2 separate regions of the Mus musculus genome follow, and region 1 is linked to region 2. A link is a loop called in an ENCODE intact Hi-C map of the cell type or tissue named here. Cell type or tissue: left cerebral cortex. All regions are shown on one strand. Links, peaks and the distances in the headings refer to the core of each region. The heading gives the core; the rest is flanking DNA. Region 1 holds the start of Fpgt (fucose-1-phosphate guanylyltransferase). Region 2 has its middle 47 kb from the start of Erich3.

What was found. Peaks named below come from ENCODE experiments on the same cell type or tissue, not always from the same donor. Only the 100,000 strongest peaks of a DNase experiment are listed, where the experiment ranks them.
Region 1: it touches region 2 in a loop (4-fold over the local background); 7 of 42 quality-filtered maps call a loop at or near these places.

What each region holds. Positions count from the first base shown.
Region 1 is chr3:155,086,968-155,099,698 of GRCm38, forward strand. It overlaps Fpgt (fucose-1-phosphate guanylyltransferase), which reads right to left and starts at 6,411. Exons shown (of 4, transcript NM_029330.2): 1 at 6,332-6,411; 2 at 4,424-4,591; 3 at 3,145-3,237; 4 at 1-1,102. The coding sequence starts at 6,389. Lrriq3 (leucine-rich repeats and IQ motif containing 3) reads left to right here and starts at 6,467. Exons shown (of 8, transcript NM_028938.2): 1 at 6,467-6,703; 2 at 11,738-11,986. The coding sequence starts at 11,738. In left cerebral cortex, for the core only: a CTCF peak has its summit at 6,354; a DNase peak (open chromatin) is centred at 6,418; H3K4me3 peaks cover 1,493 bases; H3K27ac peaks cover 1,034 bases.
Region 2 is chr3:154,657,479-154,670,209 of GRCm38, forward strand. It overlaps a transcript of Erich3 not described here. Among named protein-coding and RNA genes, the nearest start is that of Erich3, 47 kb to the right of the region's middle. In left cerebral cortex, for the core only: no CTCF peak of the experiment used is centred there; DNase peaks (open chromatin) are centred at 6,299 and 6,808; H3K4me3 peaks cover 1,017 bases; H3K27ac peaks cover 1,683 bases.

The DNA of each region.
Region 1 (12,731 bases), core at 2,824-10,823, 430 kb after region 2:
GTTTTAACACTGTTCTTCAAGTTGTCTTGCATGCCAAACACCATAGTAGAATATTTTAAGTGTCCATTTATCTTCACACTTAAAGAACACAAAAAAGAATATGCTGGCACAACAGTTTTTGCTATGACAGAACTGCTGATAATGCAGTTTTCCCCGATGGACACCTCAGGCCCCAATCTAGAATACTCTACCACTGAGCCAGGGGCCACACAGCATCCTGAATCCACTATACTGTGAATGACACAGGCTGTTCCACTGGAGCGCTCAGGAACACTTGGAGAGACACTGAAAGCTATGGATTGTAAGCCCAGCTCCGTCTTTAATGCACTATCAGAGGTGAAATGAAGCAGATACTCTTGCAGTGTTCCAATGTGATAAAATCTGGAGTTATTAAGAACAACAACATTCAGTGGTGTTCCCTTGAGGAGGTGGAATATTTTCTGCCTCATGTCCAACAACTGGGACTCTTCTTTAGTGACATGAGATGTGTTCCTGGTGTACTCTGCAGTTGCTCCAGGCCCCAGTGCCTGAAGAAAGTCTCCATAGGCATCTATTTCACAGTTCAGTGGGCCTTCACTTTTATAGAAATCAAGTAACTTTTTGGCTGATTTGTGATCCATGTAAAACAGGCTATCTGTGTAGACATACTCAGTGTGCAATGGAAGACAGTCAGTGTCACCTCCAGACAAGTTCTGTTGACCAAAGCTTCGTTGTCTATGCACAGCATTAAAGCGGTGCATGTTTTCAATGGTGGGCTTGTGGAGGAATTGGTAGCATTGCCTGTACTCAAGGTCACCATGTTGTAAGGAACTGTCAGAGTGCAAGACAAATACTCCATGAGTAGTGCCTACAGCCAGACTAGACGGATGGGCTAAGGCAGTAAAGCCAGGCTGGTCAAAGGCAATGTACTCACTGTCCCCAACACTGTAGAGTTCGATATCATCTGCACAGGTGACCAAGACTCCAGGCCTCATGTTTGAGGGGAAATCCACGTACATGGCTAGTTTTAACTCCAACATCTGATAAATGGGTTCACCAAGTGGTAAGGCTGTGAAGATCTTTCCTAAAGCACTCGCATTGGGAAGGCGTTGGCTGTAGCCACCTGTAAAAGTTGCAAAGTATTTAGCAATATGTTCTTTAGGAGATTTTCAAAATCTGGTAGCACCAGGTATAATATCTGAAGATATTTAATACTAAGTATTTAATCAAAATTCAGAGTAGAATTATTAGATCTAGACAAAAAAAAATCGAAAAGTGTTTCTCTTATAGCAATCTTAAGTTGCAATGCAATTTTAAAGTCTCTAGGTCAGGAAATGATTTGAAGACACACAGAGCCTGTTCAGAAACAACTGTATGACTAACAAAAATTAAAACTTGATCTTTCATGTACATTTTTGACAAGGCATTCCAAGCATGGTTAAAGTTATGTATGAGAAATGTACTTCATAGAAAATAGTGTAAAAGACTAGAACAGTTTAACAGTTTCAAAATGTACCTCTCTGTTATACATCCATTTCATGAGTTATTGCCTTCAACTTACAAAATATACTTAGAGAAAATAAAGGCAAATTTACTTCAGTAAATTTTTTTAAAATTATACCACTTTTTCATTTAAATTGGCTTTTCCCTTCCAAAATGAACACCATAATGTCCTGATTCCTGAAACATGTTCTCTCAAACACATTAGCTGTCTTAAATCCTTTTCGTGTAGAGAAAGGTGTATAGTACAGTGCAGACTTGTGTATTGGGATAAAGTCTGCTGTAGCATGCTTCATGCTGATAGTGGCAGGTTTCAGCGAGCACCTGGGGATTTACTAAAGTCCTCTGGGGCATCAGGAAATCAGTAACACATTTAAATTACTTTTGTACAAAATATATTGTTCAAGATCTGAGAGAGAAAATAATTTTCATTGTTTCTTTTCTCTAGAGAGCAGAAAATATTAGTTTTCACTCAAAGAACTATCTTCAGCTATTCTTCACATCCATAGAGACGCAACCCCAGGTAGACACCAAAATCTGAGGGTACTGATCTCCCTGCCCTGAAATGGCACAGTATTTGCATGTAGCCCACAATGCTTTACTGGAAAATATATTTATGCCATCTAGTACAATATTATGTTTATATAAACAGTAGTTATGTAGAGATATTCCAGGAATTTTTTTAAAAAGGTACATATTTAGTATAGAGACATTTTTATTTTCTTTCAAATACTTTCTGTCCACGGTTGCTTGAATCTGCAGAGGTGGATGGAATGCCAGGATCCAGAGGGCTCACTATATGTATTGCTAGTTATTTTCTAAGTGTAATTAGTTTTACTAAACTCATAATAAAAACTTTTACTCTACAAGACAATGAATTGTTCTATATTGTTAATTTTTCTTGAAAGCAGGACTTAGATGTTTTTGTTCATGTCATCTATAGAAAGTCATATTACTGTGTATGCAACTCAGAATTACAAAGCATCTTTAAAGCTACAAATATGACCATTCTCAATTATATATCCCAAGGCTAATGTTAAGCCTTGGTAAAACTTTTAGCTCACTGGAATATAAACAACAGAAGTTTCTATGAAACCAAAATGTTCATATAATTACATGTATTAATTTATACTTCTAACACTGTTTTTCTGACTTTTCTCATTTGAAATGTTCTATTTGCTTTTACATATTTTGTCACCTTTTCTTTTGTTTTTAAAACTGTTAATTATTGTAGCTTTTTTGCTCTTAAAAATCAGACAAAAATGCAAGGCAGAAGTTTTGACAAAAGGGTTATCATCATCATTATCATCATCATCCATTTTCCTCGGCAACAAAAGTCCCCTCAAGGTGCCTGAGAAATGGTCACATTTTCATGAGTTTTATAAAAAATAATTTTCTATTTGCAAAACAAAAGTGAAATAAAACATTCATAGAAGTTGATGATGTAATAATCTATGTTAAAAATAAATTTTGTGAAAATCCTACCATTTACAAACTGCACATAACAAAAGAAAAAAATGAGTATTTATTTCTCAAGTAAAATACCATCAATGAATTTTAAGGCAAAATAAAATTTGAGAGATCATTTGCAAGGGGGACAAAGTCTCTACGGTGTCAAAGGTAGAAAGCTCAAGGGCAAATGTGAATAAGTCAACAATAAGTTACCAGAGTGGATTAGCAGGACCTTCAGAGAATTCCATTTGTCTCCACAGAGGCTTTCCAAACACTCAAGGGAACAAAGTGTTGATCCTCCATTTCCTTAAAAACAATTCAGAAGCATATTGTTTCAGATAAAACTAGGAATATTTTTATATAAGCAATGTTACAATTTTGAAGACGTGAATTTTGTCAATAGGAGGCAGACAGATTGATGTTATTGTCAGAAGAAGTGATCAGGTACAGTAAGTAAGCAAACAAACAGCTAATCAGGGAACACAGAGAGTAAAGCTCACAATGTCTCAGTGTCATGATAGAAGTGATAAGGTACAGGACCTGAGACTGTAAATTGATATACACTTGCCAACATACAACATACAATGGCTTCTTCCACATGACACAACCTAACACACTAGTTGGAGGTTTTTGTTTTTTTTCTTAATGTAGGAACCTGGTTGTATAAAATATTTTAAATACCACTTACATCCTGTATACTTAATTCTCCTCTATAGAAGAGACATCATACAGGTGCTAACCTTCTAAACCAGGAGTGGGAAGTGAGAGGAACGCCAGTGCCATGCACGTGCATCTTGTTCCGCACGACGAGGCTTTAGCTTTACTCAGCACATGAGCCACAAGCTTAGTGATACATTCTTATAAAATCATACTATTTACAGTCTAAACACTGCAAGTAAATAAGTAAATGAGAGATGAATGTTGGCCTTCTTTTAATGAATAACAATACAAAAGTAGAAGAAATCCTTTGCACTTCTCTCCTTAAGGAATCAAAGGTGACACGTAATTGATATATCTGCAATGATGACAAAGTTGAATTCTCCAGGGTTTAAGTAAATATTCTACGATACTTCAAGTAACTGGTCCTTGTTTGTCTGTTTCCCGTAACTTGGTCCTAAGAGGCCAAGTATATATATACATCAGCTTCCTGATTTGTTTTCTTCACCAAACTACTTCATGAAATGACTCAGTTGCTCAGTTGGAAAAGATCTTAAGAGAACTTCCAGCAAATTCCAGTGTAAATTGTACTGAGGCAAAAAAAAAAAAAAAAAAAATCTTTAAAATAAGGTCTGGACTAGTTTCTCTGTAAGTCACAGGGGCTCAGAATCTCTTTTTGGACTTTTATCATTTTAAAAGCTAAGTTTCAGATCTTAAAGTTTTTAAAGGCCATGTGTACAGATAAACAGTTTATAAACTATAAACAAAGAAAAATTATTTTTCAATTATTATTTTTGTCCAGAGTCCTTTATAAGCACCCCCATGAAATGTGTACCAATTTTGGTCCCAGCAGGATCTGGAAAAACATGGTATTGAACTCCAAGAGGCAATTCCCTTTTCTTCAGCTTCTCGGACAACTGTTGCTTGTAAGCGAGCTCCTGCTTTTCATCAGCTGCTGTTATTGCAACCACATCCCAGAATTCTCCAGCTGCCACGGGTTTGCCTATTGGAAAAATAGCAAGGAACCTTCTTTTAATGCTATCAGTCATCTCACTTACAAGTTTGCCTATTTCAAAACAGGGGCTAACAAAGGATAATCATTACCATCTTCCATACTAAGAAGGGGATACAACCAGCCAATCAACCAACCAACCAACCAACAAACCAATCAACAAAACAAACAAGCAAACATTACCCTCTAAAAGCAAGTTTTGCGAACCAGGGCCCTTAATGTTGCTGGCTGAGAAATTTCAACTCAAGGATCCACTCCTTCCAGGTTTTTGTTTAGGAATGTGGTCTTTTGTTATTGTTGCTTATCATTTTTTTCTTTCCTTTTCTTTTGTGGTACTGGGAAATAACCACAGAGTCCTATGCTTGCCAGCTCTATCACTGAGCTATGTTCATAATCCTTCATTTATCTATTTAATTAATTTAGTATCTTACGTTTGACAGGGTTGAGACAGGCTAGTTCAAAGGTAGTAAGCTATTGCAAGTGATTGTTCACATTCAGTTACAGATTGAAGTTCTATTCTATACTTCCCCCCTTCTCACTAATGCACTTGACTAGAGATAGAGGAAGGCAAAGCCTACCTAACCCAGAACTCCTCTAATGTGCTTGAAATTGGTCCTGCGAGTTCACTTCAGGGTCTCTCTATCTTGGCAATGGGAGACCCAGAAGGCTGGACTTCTGCAGAATAAATACTCTTTGTGTTTACATACTGTTGGAATCTGGGGCATCATTCTTTGGTGACTCATTCTTCAGTGAATCATGGACTCTTCCACTACTTGACAGATTGGCTCTGAACTCATATTTATTTTCTATCTATCTACCACACGACCGATCGATCTACCTATTATCTATCTGTCTATCAATTATCATCGTCTATTTGTCTGTGCAATCCAGGTAGGTCTTGAACCTCGTTCCTACTGCCTTAGCGTCTCAAGTAGATGACAGTACAGACTTGCGACACCAGTCCTAGCTTCTAATATTTTTATTAACGATGATCAAACTACACTTTATATAAGCAATCAGAATACAACACAAACCCCAGGACTAAACTTCTCAATGAACTCATTAAATGACAAATTGCACTTTCAAGAATCAGTGGAACCCTCTAATCAGCAAAAATATTAATAAGGTTTTTAACAAGTTGAGAGAGAATGAGAGGGAGGGGAAAGATAAAGAGGGAGGGAGGGACTGAGATAAGAAGGAGGAATAGGTAGGAAAGGAGGGGGAAGGGGAGGGAGAAGGAGAGGAGAGAGACAGACATGTTAGCTTGGATTTAATAGTTCCAATCATTCTGGTATCCAAATATAAGACCGTACATTTTAGGCACTCATAAATATCAATTTTACCAGACAGCTGTACCCCAAACTTACATTATCAAATTTAAAGCCATGATTGCCTCCGTATTGGGGTTTACATTGGAATAAAGTGGAGTTAAGCAGCGGGGCTTGGGAAAAGAAAAGAAACAAGGTAACGACTACTGCAGACTCTAAGCAAAAGGTCTTCTACCACTGAGTTAAGCCAGTGTTACTTCCCGTTGGTAATTCTCTTACTGCTCCTTCCTGACATCTAAGTTTAGGCTCGCACAGAGAGGAGGAAAAGGGAAAAAGGGAAAAGTCTGGCTGGCCTGGCCAGGACGGAGCGGACAGGAAGGGGTATCGGACAGGAAGCTGCGCGGGGTCCTTGGGAAGGCGCTCTCCGTGCAGGGGGGCAGAGAACTCAGTTCCGCCTTGGTACCTCTCAGCTCAGAAAATCTGCGCAGTTTCCGCAGGGTGGCTTCGCGGAGAGACGCCATGGCCGACTTCCGGGAGCACACTTAGCACGCACGCGCACTCCAAACCCCGCCCCGCCCCGCCCCGCCCCGCCTCCTCCATGCTCTCCACGTCACCGCGGCCCTGGAAGCGCCCTGAGACTTGAAAAGCTAGGATGGCGTGAGCGTGCGCAAGCGGCGTTTCCTGGGCAACGATCTGTGGGGCAGATGGGCGGGCACCTAGCGGGGTCGGGTTGTGCGGAGCTCTGGGTTCCTGCCTTACCGTGTCTGACAACCCGCGGTGCGACCGAGAAGACCAACCCACCCACCATTAGTGGATCCACCACCCAGATGCTGAGGTGACCTGCCCGCACGGAGCTCCTATTCCTGTCAGAAGCCTCCCAGGGAGGCCAGGCCCCTGAACCAGAGAGAGGCTCGGCTCTGTGGGATGCTTTCTGGTGGGCCAGACTACTCTGCACCCTTCAGTTGTCCAACTTCCCAGGCCCAGTACTGAACTAGCGCCTTTAGCCAGCACTGCACACTCTGTTGTGTTCACTTGCTTCAAGGAGATTCAACCAAAGGTGCCAGATATTGGAAAGAACCAGTCTTACTTAATACACTTTCATAGAGTGGTTATATGTGTTTCTCTTGTAGAGTGCATAAGTTTATATCGAGTACTACAGGTTGATCTCTTTAATCTTTCACATAGTACATAGAGAGGAACGCTATTTGAGGAAGCCATTTCAGTCTGAAACCCAGAAATCTTACCACTACAATTTGACTTGAGAAGCTTCTCTTCTTTAAAATCTAACTCAGAATTCTGCATAGCAGCTCCCTATGAACTTTTAAGTTTCTGAGTAAGCTTAGTTTTTCACTTAAAGCCTTGACCTCAGCATTTAATTCTGTATTTAAAGTGGACACATTTGTGGGGAGGAGATAACTGTTTCACAATACACTCCGGCTGAAGGAAATTAAGAAAATACAGAAAGGCCCGATAGATAATAACAGCAATAGCAGTCAGAGCTTGTAATTTATAGTCTTGAGTGAACTGGAGTCATCCCAGGTTTTTGGTGACCTGCCTTATGTTTAAAGGGCACAGACACACTGAAGTATGTTGGTGGGTATGGCAAGAATATAAGCAGAGCTTTATTTGGAGTCTACTAAAGTAACACAAACAGGAAAGATTTGGTGGAAATTTAAAAGATAATAATGGGAGATGGAGAGAAATTGCTTAGATTATAGAAACACTTAACCAACAACACCTGTCCAATAAATAAGTGTGGATTGTGAGAGAAATTACTAAAAGATGCTGAAAGTGGATGACATGACATTTAAATGAGCTGAGGAAAGGTATGTATGGGGAAGCATAGTGAAGTCATAAGAGAAGACCTGTAATAATATTGGATATGTAGAATAAACTAGTGCAAATATAGTAGAAATTGTTGTGTGTCTGTGCATCATGTATGTGGTTCTGGAGATCAAGACAGGGCTGGCTAGACAATTTTGTGAGTTGTCAGAATGGAGAGGGAATTTATTTTCAACTACAGGAGGAGGTTGAGGTCCAAAGGGAATAATACAGGTCAAAAAGGCCTACATATTTGAGTACCTACCAAACATTCTTATAAGTGGAAAACAAATTAACCAAATTTAAATTTCTCATATAGTACTTCACACCCACCTTTCCATTCCATGCTGAAATGTGCTGTCTTGAGCTAGTGCAGGCCTTGGGTGCTGTTACAGCTGCTGTGAGTTCATGAGTGCAGCTGCCTGCTATGTCCAGAAAACAGTGTCCACCTCCTCCGGCACTTACCCTCTTTCTCCCTCCCTTTGACAGTGATCCCTACACTGTGTGTGTGTGTGTGTGTGTGTGTGTGTGTGTGTGTGTGTGTACCTTTCAGAAATTGAGCACTGCTTAGTTGTACTCTCTACACATTGACCAGTTATTAGTCTCTGTGTTAGTTGCCATATATTGCAAAAAGAAGAAAGAAAGAAAGAAAGAAAGAAAGAAACCTTTCTGATGAGGGTTGAGAGATGCACTAAACTATGGGTGTAGCTATAGATAATTGGGAGTTAGTTTAATATGCTATGTCTGTTCGGTAGATTAATAGTAGTAGTAGGTTCTCCAGTAGAACTTCATGACCTACCTGTCTGGCCACACATTTGTGATTCTAATAGCGGTGTTAGATATGGGCTCTATTTATGGAGGGTGACTTAAATTCTTAAATCAGAAAGTTGTTGGTTACCCCTCATGAAATTCTTCTCACTAGTATACCAGTAAGTGCATTTTACCAGGTCAGTCGTTAAAGCTTATATAAGTCCTGTTTCTACCTGAGGGGCTATGGACCATTCATAGCTGCTTGGAAAGGCTGAATCAATTTTCTTTAAGGCTGTGGCCTCTCTGGTAGGTCAACCATGCTTTAGTAGATGGCCCCACTCATGAGGATATTGGCAGCATACAATAGACCCAATGAACTTTAACAAAAGAAGAGAGATAAAACTCTTTGAATATGTATATTGTCTAAAAGTTAAAGTAAATGAGATGGAATAATCAGAATGATGAATAATTTCAGATAAGAGCTTCATGTACAGTGATGTGGCTGTATAAAACTACACATCTCTCTATATATATTATTTATACACGATGCAGTGAAGCATGTCACTTTTAATTAGAGGGATGGAATCTTGATGCTGTTAATAAGGATGGATGTTGATTGTATGAACCATGTTTGTAAAAATATGATTTTGTGTATTGGATTAAAAAGGGGAATTAAGAAAATAACCAGTAATGTGGCTGCCTTGGAGAAAGCATTGCAAAACATAGTTGGTGAAACACTGGTATCCAAAATAATACAAGGCACTCAAACTCAACAGTAAGCAAACAGCCAACCAAAAAATGATCAAAAAAGCTAAAAAAGGAAGTACCTCATTGGAGGACATACTCAGATGGCAAACCAAAACACAGCATCAGATATATGTAGGAATTTCAAATTCAAAAATTCAGGTACCCCTATATAGCTACCAGACTGGCCATGATTTAAAATACCAATACACCAAATACTAGTAAGAATGTAAAGGAATAATTTTTCAGCTTGTTGCTGATGGAAACACAAAATAGTGTTTTTAAAGACAAGCAGTCCATGACAAGATAAAGCATATATATGATCCAAAAGTAGGGTCCTTGATGTTTATCCATAGTGAGTGAAGACCACATAATATGCAATGACAAGTGTGGGCTTTGTTGTGAGATATTCACTTTGGTAGTAACCTGTAGATCTCTGCTGGGCTCTTCACTATAACAAATACATATTACTTCATAATACTAATTTAATAATGGAGAACTTTGAAATTGAATCATTATAAGAAGACTATACCTCTAAATTCTTCTGTTGACCTAAAACAACAGAAAACACCCTTTGCAGGAGAGATGTGATAAAGATATGCTAGTTATGGCTGAGTGTTCCAAAGTGTCTCACATGCTACATGTCTACCTTTAGGTCTCTGTATTAGTTATCATCTAATGCAAGAGGAAGCTTGTCTAATGAGGGTTGAATGAAGCACTCTTCTATGGGTATAGTAATACATCATTCTGAGTCATTTTATTGCTATATTTATTTAGCAGACTAGTAATATTAGGTTTTACTCTAGTACCCATGACCTATATAGTCTGAGGTTCTTGGCTTTCTTAACAGGGTCAGGTATGAGTTTCAAGTTGTGGAGAGGACCTTAAATCCGATTTACAGTAATTGGTTACTACTGTAACATTTGGGCCATTATCACACTTGTTCACTCCTTGCAGGAAGGCCACTATTGTAGCTCACAGGGTTTATACCTATATGTGATTTTGATAATGTTTCTCCTTTGGAAGCAAGCATAGTGCCTTCCAGCAGTGTGATAGCTTGAATGATAATGTCTCCCATAGGTGCATATATTTGAATGCTTGGTCTCAAGATAGAGGGACTGAGAAACTTTTTAGGAAGATTAGGAGATGTGTCCTAGAGAATGAATATCACCTGGGACAGGTTTTCGTACACCAGTATCTTTGTTTGGGTGATTGTTGTTGTTTTGTTTTTTTTTTTGTTTGTTTGTTTTGAGGGAAGATAAAGTTGGTGGAGTATGGGAAGTGTGTTGGCAGAGGGAAGAAATGATCAAATTATATTGTATGAAAATATTTAAAAATAAAGCAAACAATCATAGTAAAATGACACATTTATTGTATGAGTCGTACTCTGACATTCCTTGTGGAACAGCTACTGGCTCCAAATGAGCCATATTTTCTATTCTGAAACATGCCATACTTGCCTGCTTGTAAGTCCTTATCATTGAAAGTAAACAAAACTTTACCCTAAAATGGAAAAAAAAAAACAAAAAAACAACAACAACAAAAAAAACCCGAAGTCATTGGTAGGAAAACTCAAGGAGAGGATTCCATAGCCATGTGCTTAAAGGAAATGAGATACAGTGTGGGTGCAGCCTGCATTTCTGGGTCTACTGAATGGAATGTGGCTTTAAAGTTGGAAGGGTAACTTATTTGTAATTTGGGCTACTCTCTCTCAGAATAGCCATACATTTCCTGATTAAAAGACCGTGCTGTCCCTTTTCCTGTGTGACCCTGCTACAATATCCCTGTGGCCTCAAATCTCTCCAGAGTTAGGTGCATCTTCTCTGAACTGAGTCCAGACTCAGCAGTCCTCTGCTGTATGTGTGTTGGGGGCCTCAGGTCAGCTGGTGTATGCTGTCTGGTTGGTGGTCCAGTGTCTGAGAGATCTTGAGGATCCAGGTTAGTTGAGACTGCTCGTCTTCCTACAGGGTTGCCCTCCTCCTCAACTTTTTCCAGCTTTTCCATAATTCAACCACAGGGTTCACCAGCTTCCATTCATTGATTGGGTGCAAATATCTGCATGCGACTCTTTCAGCTGCTTGTTGAGTCTTTCAGAGGGCAGTCATGGTAGGCCCCTTTTTGTGAGCACACCACAGCATCAGTAATAGTGTCAGGCCTTCAGGCCTGGAGCTGGATCCCAATTTGGGCCTGTCACTAGACCTCGTTTTTCCTCAGGCTCTTCTCTATTTTTGTCCCTGCAGTTCTTTCAGACAGGAACGATTCTACGTCAGAATTTTTGACTGTGGGATGGCAATCCCATCTCTCTACTTGATGTACTTTCTTTCTACTGGAGTTGGGCTTTAGAAGTTCCCTCTCCCCACTGTAGGGCATTTCATCTAAGTTTCCTCACTTTAAGTCCTGAGAGTCTTTTACCCCCCTGCTCTCTGGTAATGTTTTAGAGGGTCCCCCCACCTCCTACCTCCTGAGGTTTCTTGTTCCCATTCTTTCTGTTGGCCCTCAGGGCTTCAGTCCTGTTTCCCCTACCTCCTTAAATATAAATCTCCATCTTTTCTAGATGTTTCATGGAACAATCACAAAAGAGCTTACCAGCCATGAGGAATGGAGTCACTATAATGAAAATATAATAGAAGATCAGAAAGATTTTGTATTTGTGAAGTATAGTGGCCTTCATCTGAAGTCCATGGAGAACCTGCAGACCTGCATCTCTCTGAGAGTGTGCATCTTCTCTAACAACTTCCTTACTGACATTCAGCCACTGCAGAGCTGCAAAAAGCTCATCAAACTTGATCTCCATGGAAACCAGGTAAGCATTAACTACTGCCTGTATGCCAGTGAACTTACACTGTAAATCTAAACTCTCTTTCTACCTTATTAGTTTTCTATTTCTAGGTATAAGAGGATTTCTTTTGCTGTGAAGAGACACTATGACCATGAACATGTTTTATAAAGGAAAACTTTTAATTGGAGCTGGCTTACAGTTCAGAGGTTGAATCAGTTATCATCATATCGGGAAGCAGGGTAGGCATGGTGCTGGAAAGGGAGCTGAGCATTCTGCATTCAGATCATCAGGCAACAGGCAGTGATGTGAGCCGCACCAGGCACGACTTGAGCGTCTGAAACCTTAACGCCCATTTCTTAGTGACATACCTACTTCAACAAAGCCAAATCTACTCCAACAAGGCCACAATTCCTAATAGTGCCACTCCCTATGGGCCTATAAGGGGCATTTGCCCTTAACCCATCACATTCAACTCCCTGTCCCCCACTGGCTTGTAACTGTATCATTAACCCAACTATAAAAGTCCCACAGTCATTCACAGTCTCAATCCTGCTGAACAGTCCAAAGTTGAAAGTCTCTTCTGAGACTCATGCAGTTTCTCAACTGTAATCCTTCTGTAAAATCAAAAAAAAAAATCACAACACATAATGGCACAGGATATACATTATTAGCATTTCAAAATGGAGGAGAGAGAGGAAAGGAAGGAGAGGGAGTATAGTGAGTGTCTTAGGATTTTACTGCTCTGAACAGACATCATGACCAAGGCAAC
Region 2 (12,731 bases), core at 1,489-9,488:
CACGTGGCTGGGGATAGTGAGGGTGGATGGGGCAGGTACATGAGATGACAGTACATGGCACTTTACAGCATTTAGCTCTCCCATGTATCATGTGTACATGTGTGTGCATGTGTGTGTGTTCATATTTGTTCGTGTGTGAATGAGTGTGCGTGCACACACCTGTGTGCATGTACACATGCATGTGCATGTGTGCGCATGCACGTGTGAATGTGCATGGTATGTGTGTACCTGTGTGTGTGCACCCAAGTGTGCATGTGTGAGTGCTTCTATGTATGTGTATGTGCAAGTATGCATGTATGTGTGTATGTACACACGTGTGTGTGTGTGTGTGTGTGTGTGTGTGTGTGTGTGTGTGTGTGTGTGTGTGAGGCCAGAGGTTGGCATCATGTTTTCCTGGATAGATTTTTACTTTAATTTTTGAGACCGGATCTCATAGAACCTGGTGCTCACCCGTGGGCTATGCTGGATGGCCAGCAAGCTCTGCTGATCCTTCTGCCTGTCTTCACTTCCCTTGCCATGTAGCAGAGTTATAGATGCACAGGACTATGCCTAGATTTTCTACCTGAGCACTGGGCAACAAACTCAGGTACTCGTGTGAGCTAGGCAGGCACTTTGCCACCTCTCCTCCACCCTCCGCTCTGCTGTTCTTTATCTCCCTGTCTTCCGCTGACAGACTTCAAGTGTGAGGACAGAGAGGAGTCCTGTTCACTGCTGGGGCCTCAGGCTTGTGAGTGCCATTGATTTCTCAGTCACTCAGTAAGCCCATCAACTCTCCGTATCCCCAGAAGGTCTGCTTGCAGATCTGATCCAGTTCAGAAGTAGGCATGGTAGGAACAGAAGGCTCTGAAGACACTCTCCATATTCATGTTACTCAGAAGTCTGACTTGTCACTGGGAGTATGCCACTCTACCTGCTTACAGGCTTTCTTACATCTAGCTAACCTTCACCCACCGGCTCACTGGAGCAAGCTCATCACGAAAGGTGGTGCCTTAGTCTGGTACCACTGTTAAAAACAGGATAGTGTGGAAACAGATAAACTTTATTTCTCAATGTTTTAGAACCCAGGAAGCCCAAGGATATTCGTACACACAGTCCTGATGTCTAACAGGACGACTGTCTGCTTCTAAGAGAGCATCTTGTTGCTATGTCTCCTGGACCAACGTCCAGCTCTGGCAGAAAGACCAAGGAGTGGGAGGGAGTGAAGCTCCTCCTTGAAGTCGATGATAAGGACTTTATTATTCTCATCCCACCCAGAAGGCTCTGCCCTCAAACCATATTCACCTCCTAAGGGCCCTACCTCTTAATCCTATCACATAGGTGACTAAGGATCAACACACCCATTGTAAGGGACTTTCAGACCATAGCAACTGTGAAACGAGTTCATGGAAACACATTCCCACCTTGAATAGCCTGGTGCAGTCTTGATGCACTGACCCTCTATCTCCTGCTTTTGATTTTAAGGCTCTGAGCAATGCCAGCTTAGCAGGCCATCAGGAGTTAGGGAGCTCTCTTGTAAACCTAGCCATCTGCACAACTGGGCACGTCCTTGTGAAACACTGACTCTGCTCACCCCCAATCCAACTGAGGTTTACATAGTGCTGGCTGAGGAAGGTGTCCCTGGAAACCATCAGAGCACTGTCTCTCAAGACTCTGGCTTGTTAGGGTCTATGGTGATAGAGGCAGTCTCCACAAAACTTCTGCCAAGCACCGCTGGGTTACATTGGATGAAAGTCCTGGTTATTTGATTTTTTTTTCTTTTACAACGAGAAGCATGTGGAAAGACATGTCTTCCATCCATTCAGTCTTTCATCAGCCTTTTCTTCTTCTTTTTCAGCTGTGTGTGTTTATGTGTATATGTATATGTGTGTGTTATGTATGTATGCGTATGTGTGCATGTGTATGTATGTGTGTATGTATACATGTGTGTTATGTATGTATGCGTATGTGTGCATGTGTATGTATGTGTGTATGTGTGTGTATGTATACATGTGTGTTATATATGTATGCGTATGTGTGCATGTGTATGTATGTGTGTATGTGTTTATGTGTGTATGTGTGTGTGTGTATGTGTCTGTATGTGTGTGTATATGTGTGCATGTGTGTATGTGTATGTAGGTGTATGTATGTGTATGTAGGTGTGTGTATGTGTATGTAGGTGTGTGTATGTGTATGTAGGTGTGTGTGTATGTAGGTGTGTGTATGTGTGTGTAGGTGTGTGCATATGTGTGTGTAAGCTCAGGGTGTGCAGGTGTACTTGTACAGCTGTTTATGCATGTGTGTGCTCATGTGTGTGGAGGCCAGGGAAAAAACAAGCATGTTACTGTTGTGCATTCGTCCCAGACTCTTAGTTTGCTTTTTCAGAGCTTAGCAAGGGCCTTGAATAAGATAGCTTTCTGCCTGTAAACTTGATATAGGCCAGGGGCAGCTTTCTTAGAAAACATTTTGTATAAATTAAGAGTATTTTGGGGTTTGTGCAGCATAGGCCACCGTGGGAGCAACTCTGCCCCGCCCTGGGACATGGGGAGCAATAAAGGTGACACTCTTGAAAATGGGTGTGGTTCCCTCCAGGAGAACTTCTGTAAATTTCATAGGATTTCCAAGTCTCTTCTATAACTTCTAAGACTCCCTGCCCCCAACCATTAATAAACCATTAATAAATTCTTGTTTGATGGCTGAACAAAAACAATCAGACACTGGGCGGAACTTAGCTAGCAAGCCCCAGATGGCCAGTCTCCTAGGATGGCCTCTAAGATTGGATGGGTGAGCCCATCACTGATTGTAGAGACCACGCAGCACTGTCCTGTGCTCCTGCCTCATGACAGCTCCCTCAGCGTTTGACCCTCACTCCCAGCCCACAGATCTTTCTACAAAGCAGAAATATCCGTATGTTCTCTGATGTTACTGGGCACATCTGGGGGCTTGTTTTCTCAAAAGAAACTGAGATGACTCTAGTGACTATTTGGTCTTGAAATCGTTTAATTTAGTTTTTTTTCCCCTTCCCTTCATTCCCTTACCCTTTCTCCATAACAGAAATTAACATAAAAAATTCCTTCTGGCTAAATTCCCAATGCATTTTCACAGTGAGCATTTTCTGAAGTGAAAATTAGGGGCTTCCTCGCAGTTTTCATCAGGGATGTGAAATGGTGTAGCTCACGGGGGTGGAGAACTCAAGCCCGTTTATGAATTAATGCGTGCTGGTAAGGGGGCCTGTCTCTAGCCTGCCAGAGGACCCTTTTCTACAAACTCCAGCATACCATCAACGAGTTTTATTTTCCCTTTTCATTCCATCACTGAGACAGTGTCATTTGGTATTTGAAGAAATTAATTGGCGCCCATGGAGGGCTGCACTGCCTGTGCTGTCCCTAGGAATGCTGGAACCTCGGGTGCACTGTAGGGTCTACCTCTACTCCCTCCACCTCTCCATCTCCAGCCTCCCACCCCTCCATCTTTTCTAGCTGAATCTAATGATAAGGAACAGTACTGCATCCTCATAAAGACTCGGAAGTCCAGTGCAGCAGGAAAACACTTCTGGGAAAGGAGCAGCCTTCTGCCCATCTCTAGATCTGGTTCCCAAGGCAACCTTGAATTCTTCAGTCTGATTCATCTGACTGATTAATTAATTAGTATAAGCTGTTGATCTAGATAAGTCTGTTGGCCTTTGCTATCTGCCTTATCTCTCTGTCCATCAATTATCTGTCTGTCTATCCTCTATTTCTCTCTATGTGCCATTTTATTATTTGTTGTCTTAATTAGGAAAACACAATGACCAAAAAACAACTTAGGGAGGAAATGGTTTATTTTGGTCACAGTTCCATATAGCAGTTCATCATGAAAAACAATGGGGGCAGGAACTCACCTGGAGACAGGAGATAGCACAGAGGCCATGGAGAAGTGCTGCTTACTGACTGGCATCTCCTGGCTTGTTCAGCCTGTTCTCTTAAAGAACCCAGGGCCACCAGCCCAGGGATGGCTCCAACCACAGTGGACTGGATCTTATGGAGGCATTCTCTCAATTGAGGCGCCTTCCTCTGTCATGACTCTAGCTGTGTCAAGTTGACATAAAGCTAGCCAGTACATGTATGCATTTACCAACTGTTGTGGCTTGAATAGGTATGGCCCCATAGACTCAAGTGTTTGAATGCTTGTGTCATAGGGATTAGCACTATTAGAAAGTGTTGCCTTGTAAGAGTGGGTGTGGTCTTATTGGCAGAAGTGTGTCACTATCTGTGTGCGTGTCTGTGGGAGGGGACTTGGAGGTCTCCTATGCTCAAGCTATGTCCAATGTGATACACAGTCTGTTTCTGCTACCTGTGGATCAAGATGTAGAGCTCTCAGCTTCTTCTCTAGCACCATATCCGCCTGGATGCTGCCGTTCTTTCTACCATGGTGAAAATGGACTAAATCTCTGGAACTGTATGCTATTCCCAATTAAATGTTTATAAAAGTTGTCTTGACCATGGTGCATCTTCAGAGCAATAAAATCCTAACTAAGACACTATCTGTCTATAATCTATCAATCATCAATCTTTTTACCACTTATCTGTTATCTATAGATCATCTGTCTATCTAGCTTCTATCTATCTATCTATCTATCTATCTATCTATCTATCTATCTATCTACCATCTGTCTGTCTGTCTGTCTATCTATCTATCTATCTATCAATCAATCTATCATCTGTCTGTCTATCTATCTATCTATCTATCTATCTATTTATCTATCTATCTATCTATCTATCTATCTATCGACTTAATCTTACCCTTGGGATATCTGGTATTTGTGGTCTGATAACTCTGAGATTAAGCATAATTTGAATTCTGCAGCAGTTTACAGGAGCTACAGGAGGAAAGAAATCCCATTATAATGATTAAAATGATAGTTCTTTTGAATCAGCTAGATCTGTCTGAGTTTTGGTTTCTCTGTTTAGAGACCAATGTGGACGTGGGGAAAATGATTGCCTCCTTGTTTCTCTGAAAAAGCATCTACAGAGCACTCAGTAAAATCCATGTAACTTAGAAGAGCATGCTTTTCCTTTTTTTTTTTTTTTTTTTGCTCTGAACATTTGTTGACTTGCTACTTTGCTTCTGAAAACACAATAAAAATAAATGTGCAAAATGGAAGATCTTTCCCTCAGCTAGGAAAGATGGAGAAGGTATACAGACATGTTCAGCAATGCCAGTGTATGTGAGGAATGGGGAAAGGGGTATGAAGGAAGGAAGAGGGAGAGGGAGAGGGAGAGGGACAGGGGTGCTGTTTCTGGAGACTGTGGCACCTCTAGGAGGTGAGGCTTGGTGGGCAGAGAATGGGTCACTGCCTGCGTCTATCTTTGATTGGCTGTGCTGAAGCCCTGTTCTCCACTTCCTGGTTTGCCTGCAAGTGAAACTCCTAACATGGTGTCACTGGTACACCTGCTTGCAATGGCAGACTGACCCCTCTGAGACCTTCTGTAAAAAGTTAACTCCATTCTCCTTCAGATGGTTCCGTAGCACACTTTGACAGAGATTTTGTCATCAATACAGAGCTCACCAGCAAAGTTGAGGATGTTAAGAAAACAATGTTCAACCTGAGTACCAAAGGGCAGATAGACGCTCTCTGCCCAGGTAGTCAAGAGTAGGGTTATAGTCTCATGAAAGGAATGGGGAAAGATTCTGCTTTCGCTAGAATTTAAGGTGGGGGAGACGGAGGAGGTGTCACAGTGACTCTGAGGAATGGTGCTGGAGAAGATGCCAAAGAAGCCGACTGGCCTTTTATGCTCAGCGGACTTTTGAAATACGAGAAAAAGCAGAGTGTAGACGGAGAAGGCAATGGCTTTCCCACCTCTGAGTGTGGGAGAACTAGAAGACAGGTGAAATAGAGACCCAGTGACAGCTCAAACACCCTCTGGTATCCGGCCACCACAAAAGCCGCCCAACAAGCCCTTGACTCCGCAGCTATCTGACAAAGCAAGACCAACAATCGGTCATCTCCGCACAGGACCGAGCAGGCTTCCCACCAAAGCCCTTCCCCTTAAACTAGTTTCCTGCAGGGTTTCAATCCACAGCTACCCTCCTCATTACAAAACTCCGTTCCACCCTCTCAACACGGGGAACCGGGGAACGTCTTGCTGGCATGGGGACCTGGGACACAAAGATGGGGACTTCCAGGGAGGAAGAAAGCTGATGGCAATTCTTTGCAGCTATAGAAACAAAAGCTGCCACCCATACAGAGGGAAAACAGATCATTCATGCACGAGTGTTCTGGGTCTGTTTTTAGGAGGAACGGAAACCAAGGCACCTGGCTGTGGCTTTTCCTGGCTCTCCTGCCAACAGACATCATCCAGTCAGGGGCCTAGCAAGAAGAAGTTGAGCCAGAAAGGTGTGTGTGTGTGTGTGTGTGTGTGTGTGTGTGTGTGTGTGTGTGTGTGTGTGTTTGTGTGTTTTCTTCAGGGTTCAGGTGCCTAGGGAACGGTAATCCTAGAGGAACCGCACTGCGGCCTGCTGGACCTCCTCCCATATCCTCCCATATCACGGCCCAGCGAGTAGGGTTGGAGCAGGCTTCTTTTCCAGCTTGCCTAGGCTTGGTTCCAGCAGCACCGCTGCTTCTCCCAGCCCTAGGTGCGTGCCTTTCCTCCTCCCTTAGCAACTGGGAGTCTGTGGACGCCACGGAGTAGCAACCGGGAGGCTGCGGGGAGCCCGGGTGAGGAAGGGCGGAGCCCAGCCCAGGTGCCCCGAGTCCCCGCCACTGCAGCAAGCCACCGCTAGCCGCATCTGCACCTGCAGCGGGGTCTGAAAAGGATTCTGCAAAAATGAGCCATTCTCACCCCGCTGGGTAAGTGACAACTGGCTTTGCCTAGCTGTGGCAGGTGGCGGCTTCAGCCAGCGGCTCTCCTCCTCCTCCCTCCTGCTGCGGAGCTCTGGGGCGGCAGGGAGAGGGAGGGAGAGCTCGGGGAGGGGAAAACATACACAGATTCTAGGTTGCAGGAGGATGGCAGAAATCCCAGGCGTCCTATCTCCTCCCTACCCATCCTCGCTTCTTCATAACATTCGCCACTCTTGAAATTCTCAGCCTGGAAAGACAGGAAAAATGGATGTGAAAACCGCGTACAATAAGCAGGGACGAATGTCAGCTGGGATGAATGTCCCTCAGCGTGGAACGCAAGTGTTTAAATGCTAAAGTAGAAGTTACTGAAATACGCATTTGTTGGGAGATTCGAGACAGAAATAAATTCTCTCTGTGGCTTGCATACAAAGGAAAGGTTGTTTCTATGTCTAGGAAGGTCTCCTTGTAGGAGGGAGGCCCCTTATGTCAGGATGTATCTTCCTAGTTGCAGAAGCACCATAAAGCCTTCTTTAGAACCACCTGGGCCCAGGAAAGTGGTATGGCTGGCAAGAGGAAGAGTTCAACGAATGAGGTGCTCATGCACCCAGACAGTCTCCTGTGGGCGACTCTTCAGAAGGCATATTAGCAACATTCAAAGCATAATAGACAGTGAGCACTCTTTGTTGGTTATTACACAAACAAGGTCTTCATTCTCTGTGAAAGGAAGAGCATCCTCTTGCCTTTTGAATTAAGTGTGCAACACACATTAGATCAGCGTTTATTACCAAATGTATCTAGTACACAGAGCACTCCCCTCCCCTCTTCGGTTTTTCAAGTAATTTGAAAATGATTTTCAAGTCCATTTACTACACATGTGAAGGAGCAGTGGATTGGTGGTGTCTGAGACACCATATTCATTATTGCTCTCATGATTTACAGTCACACTAGAGGATCTTACTTTTTCCCAGGGAAAGGACAGGAAACAGTAATGTTTGAACAGTCCAGAGCCCTCTAAGCTGTCCTGCTGGAAGGTGGTTTCAGAACATTTTGGAAAGTAAGGGCACCGTGCTAAATCGAATTTTGGTGCTTTGATGTTTTGCTGCTGAGTTTCTGAGCAACTGTAGTTGGCCATGGGTCCCATGGGATGGGAATAACATGTTTTCTGCAGATGCTGTTGGCACTTTGTCTGAATCCAGGAAAATGAATGTGTCCGTCACGGTCTCTTCCTATGTTTGTCAAGTTTTTGACTAAGTTAGAATCTGATTATTCCATTTAATCATTTATGTGAAAATACAGGCAAACCTGCATTTGCTTATTACACTGTGCCAGGATTAAGATTTCAGAAACAGAAGTCAAAATTTTCTGAAGCCTCACTAGTTACGAGCACACGGGGAAAGGGGACTGAATAAACATGCGCACTGTGCGGCACTGTTCAAGGAGGATGTGGGGTTGGCACACACATCCTGCACTAAGATGCAAAGCTTCTTGAAGTATTAGCTCCATGCCTTATATGCTTTGCTTCTCTGTATCTAGGACTGTTCAGGGTAAGGGTAAGCTTAAGAGTCACTGGTTGAATGAGTGGTACTGGCTGATAGGGCATGTGGTCACCAAAGAAAAGCTTGTTAGAGCAGACATTCAATACGTATGCGAGCCAGGTTCGGCTCTGGTGTAAACATGAGATATTTCATTGACTACAGAAAAAGAGAGAGTAATGACTGAGGTTTCCACAGACAGTGAAGATCAGGACCGAGAGGTTTCTAAGATGCTTCAGCTTGAAGGGCCAGGGCCGAAACATAAAGCCAGCGTCTCTGGTCAGCTTGTGCCCTTCATCATCCCATGCAATAATCTAATATACATGAGCATTAATGTGTAGAACTTTCATTCAGATCAGATCAACATCTGATAAATTGCAGACACAGTGACCAAATATTACTATAGAGGATGGCAATAATTTTTTAATAGTGCCTGTGTAAGTACGTTGTGATTGCTTTGTAAAAGTAAATAGATGCGAGCTACAGGGCTTACAATGTTAACTCTCATCACTTGAAAAGCAAAACTAGACAGGTCTCTATGATTTCAAGACCAATCTCCTGCACCTAGGAAGCTCCAGGCTAGCCAGAGCTCCACGAGGAGACTCTATTTCAAAATAAGGGAACAAACAAACAAATGGAAACCATAAGCAGAAATGTATTTAGTCTACATGCCTTAAACTTCACCCAAGAACAAAAGCACTCAAATTGACGCAAGTCTCCTCCTCAAATAAAAGGGGTAATTATTTCTCTTGTTTATGTTACCATTTGGAAATAGTAAAAGTTTGAGTAGCAAATAAAGGGTCTCATCAAAGCTGAGATGCCTTCTTCATCATTCATAATTATTACATTTTAAAGATAAGATGGCAATAAAGTGCAGTTTTACCATAAACCAGATATTGTGCATCTGAACTTCCTCCTGTCGGGTAGTAGCGGCTGATGCTTTCCCCTGGCTCTTCTCCCCTCGGAGTTGCTCACCTACTTAATTACATCATCAAACACTGGATATAAAAGGCACACAGGGCCCCATGCGGGCTTTGTTCAGATGGAGTTTGGGAGTAAATAAAAATGATCCTAAAAAGTCTTGCAAAGATAACATAGACGTCACGGTTCCGCTGCCTCTCCGTTTGGTGGATACCAACTATGAAACATCATCGCCAGTTCTACTGTCTGAAATGAAAGGAGTTTTAGAGTGAATTCATGGACCCTCCAGTTTACTAGGTCCCACCCACTTTGCTGGTTCTATATGAGTTTGAGGCACTCTGACTCAGGATGGAATGGGGACTCTTGCATCCTCCAGCTTAGATAAGAATAAAACATATAGCCCTTTCTTCATGCTCATCTCTGAATCTACCTGGCTTTGGGTCTCTGTCTGAGAGAGCCAATCGACTGAGAAGAGCCATCAAATATACATTTTTGAGTAAAGAAGAGAGAAAAGTTATACTTCATAACAAGGAAAAATGCAGAAAATATAGCTTTAAACTGTTGTATTTCCTGATAACTCCAGAGAGCCAAATAGTATCAGTTGTGCATCTTTAGAGAGTATGTAGATTCCCTGGTGACACTGTAATCCACTCATTTGTGCACAATAGATGTGTCCATTACACGCTTGAGCAGTCTTCAGGGTCTTTCCCTCCATCCTTAACCATCAGGCCCTCAGCAGAAGATTCTAGTTCACTGCTCATGCCGATCCCCCAAATCATCCCTTTAATACAGAATTTCAGAGTTGCTATTTTTTAAATATCTGAATTTGTTTGGTAGTTCTTCTGAAGGCCAACGTGCTAATTTTAGGAAACAAGTTGGTTCCACTTAATGGTTGGATTTAACAGGTTCGCTAGCCCTGGCTTCTCCTCTGATCTTATGCCACAATCCTAAATGTTCTTTTTAGTATGGATACCATGACTCTTCCTTATTCTGAACAAACCCATTCATACAAAGAGATGCGAGTGGGGAGGGGCGTTTGTCCTGGTAATAGCATTGCTTTGAAGTCCTTCAGAGCTGAGCATCAAAACCTCAGGCACCTGGGCCCCATAAATGTTCAGTTTAATGGCTCCCCAGAGCTTTCAGCTGCTTCTGAGGCAATGAATTGGGAGCTTTTGGATTTTTATTCAGACTAGTTGCCCGGTGTGGAAGGTGTTTGTTGTAGCAACCCCTAGACTATACGTAAGATTGTCCCTTCACACCTCTCCTTTCCTAAGCCCCATGCTCCCCAGTGGGATAACAGAGAGTGTGGGCTACCTCACCTTCATGGAAGCAGAAGGGGGGTTATAATTTGTAGTGGGGCAGGTATGAGGATGTGGGGATGAGTGAAGTAAACATTTCCCATTTTAAGAAAGCACAGGAGGAAGCTGAGAGTAGAGTTAGACGTCTACTGAAGCTAGCCTTGCTCAAGTGTCTCCAGGAAAGTCTTTTACGGTATCCTGTGACTGTGCAAATCCAAGTTTACAAACTGATTTAGAGACCAGCATCATCATAAGGTCTTGTAGGGTCCCCTGCTCTCATCTGTTCTCTGAGCCTCTGCTTAGGAACACAGGAAGGAGAGACTGAGTATTCTTCAGGTTATTTGGACTAAGAGCAAAAAGGGAAAGTACAGCTTTTCTGACTGGATTCTTAACTCCTAACATAGCACCAGGATAATCTAAGCCTGAGGGAGCATGTATTTCTGAACCTTCAAATTTTTAGCTGAACATTGTGGTTTGAATAATTGTTGGCTTTAGGTGGATAATTCTGTTGGTGTTAGGATTTTAGGATTCTGGAAAGTCACTTCTAAGGAAAACCTCAAATTCTGTAGTTAGTTTTGAGTCTTCTGTGACTCATTTCGATCCAGACCAAGACATATGGTATGGAGTGAGAATCGTGGCTCCTCCCTCCCTGAGCATCTTTCCTCCCCTACACAGATTGCAGAATACTACATGGTATGTGATGATTTCATAAATACCAAGTGTAAAGGGAAACTCTCACATTTAAGTGGCACTAAAATCAGCACAAAGAAGCAGAGCACACACCGCAGCCTTTACACTGTGTTCTGTGAGTGTCTTTGTCATTTTTTCTTCAGATTGTAAATCCCCAAATGGTATGACTGTGTGCATACTTTACTACAAATAGCAGAACAGTTGGCTAGTTCAAGGAAAACTCTCAACTAGCAAAGACGTAAAGTGATCAGACATATATTTGTACTGTGTATTCAAGTGCAGCATTTAAGGTAAGTATATTTGAATAGTTATTCTTTATTTTTTGCATAAGTGACTATCTGTCCAAACTGCGTTTGATAATGAGGTTATGCAGTGTCTCCAGACTTGGGTGTGTCAACACACTCTCCCTAGTTGTTTTCTTCCTTCCCTTGGCTTATTTGTCTTTATTATCCAAGCGAAGCACATGTAAAGCAGTTGAGTAGTGAATTATGTGTAGAACCCCATGTTGGTTTTATAGGTTAAACAATTTTCAAGAACTTGTACCTTCACCTAAAACAGTCAAGCAGAATATTCCAGCTTTGGAAAACTGATCTTTTTTTTCACTCTTGTCTCCCTCCAGTCCAGAAAGGAGACACATCCTTCACTGGCAACATTGTTGCTACTTGGCCCAAAGTAACTCATCTGGGAGCTTGGCTCATTGGACTAATGTGTCTTCTGCAGAGAGAGGAGGGGATGTGACAAGCTGAACAGAGCACTTTGAATAGTCATGCTTTACTGTGATTCTGTTGGTGTTAGGATTTTAGGCTTCTAGAAAATTGTTACCAAATCATTGCTTGTACAGTGAGCCTCAAGAAATAAACATAAACAGTGAACAACCCTGGAACGTGGAGAGATAGTGGTCTGGATTCTTTAATAATTTCTCATTCTCTTTCGAGTCCTCTCTGATCCTTGATCCCTTCTCCCTATCTCCTTCCTGTGGCTGATTCTTGATCTGAGGAAGGCTACTGTGATGTGGAGCCTCATCTACTTAAAGATACATGGCTTCCTTATGGTCTTCCCCTCTAGCACAGCTGTCAGCACAAATGTGGTAGGACCCAGAGGGTTTGCCTTAGTCAGGGTTTGTATTTCTGCACAAAACATCATGACCAAGAAGCAAGTTGGGGAGGAAAGGGTTTATTTAGCTTACAATTCCACACTGCTGTTCATCACCAAGGAAGTCAGGACTGGAACTCAAGCAGGTCAGGAAGCAGGAGCTGATGCAGAGGCCATGGAGGGATGTTACTTGCATACCATGGCTTGCTCAGCTTGCTTTCTTATAGAACCTAAGACTACCAGCCTAGGAATGGCACCACTCACAATGGGCTAGTCCCTCTCCCGTTGATCACTAATTAAGAAATGCCTTACAGCTGGATCTCATGGAGGCATTTCCTCAGGGGAGGTTCCTTTCTCTGTGACAACTCCAGCTTGTGTCAAGTTGCACACAAAACCAGCCGG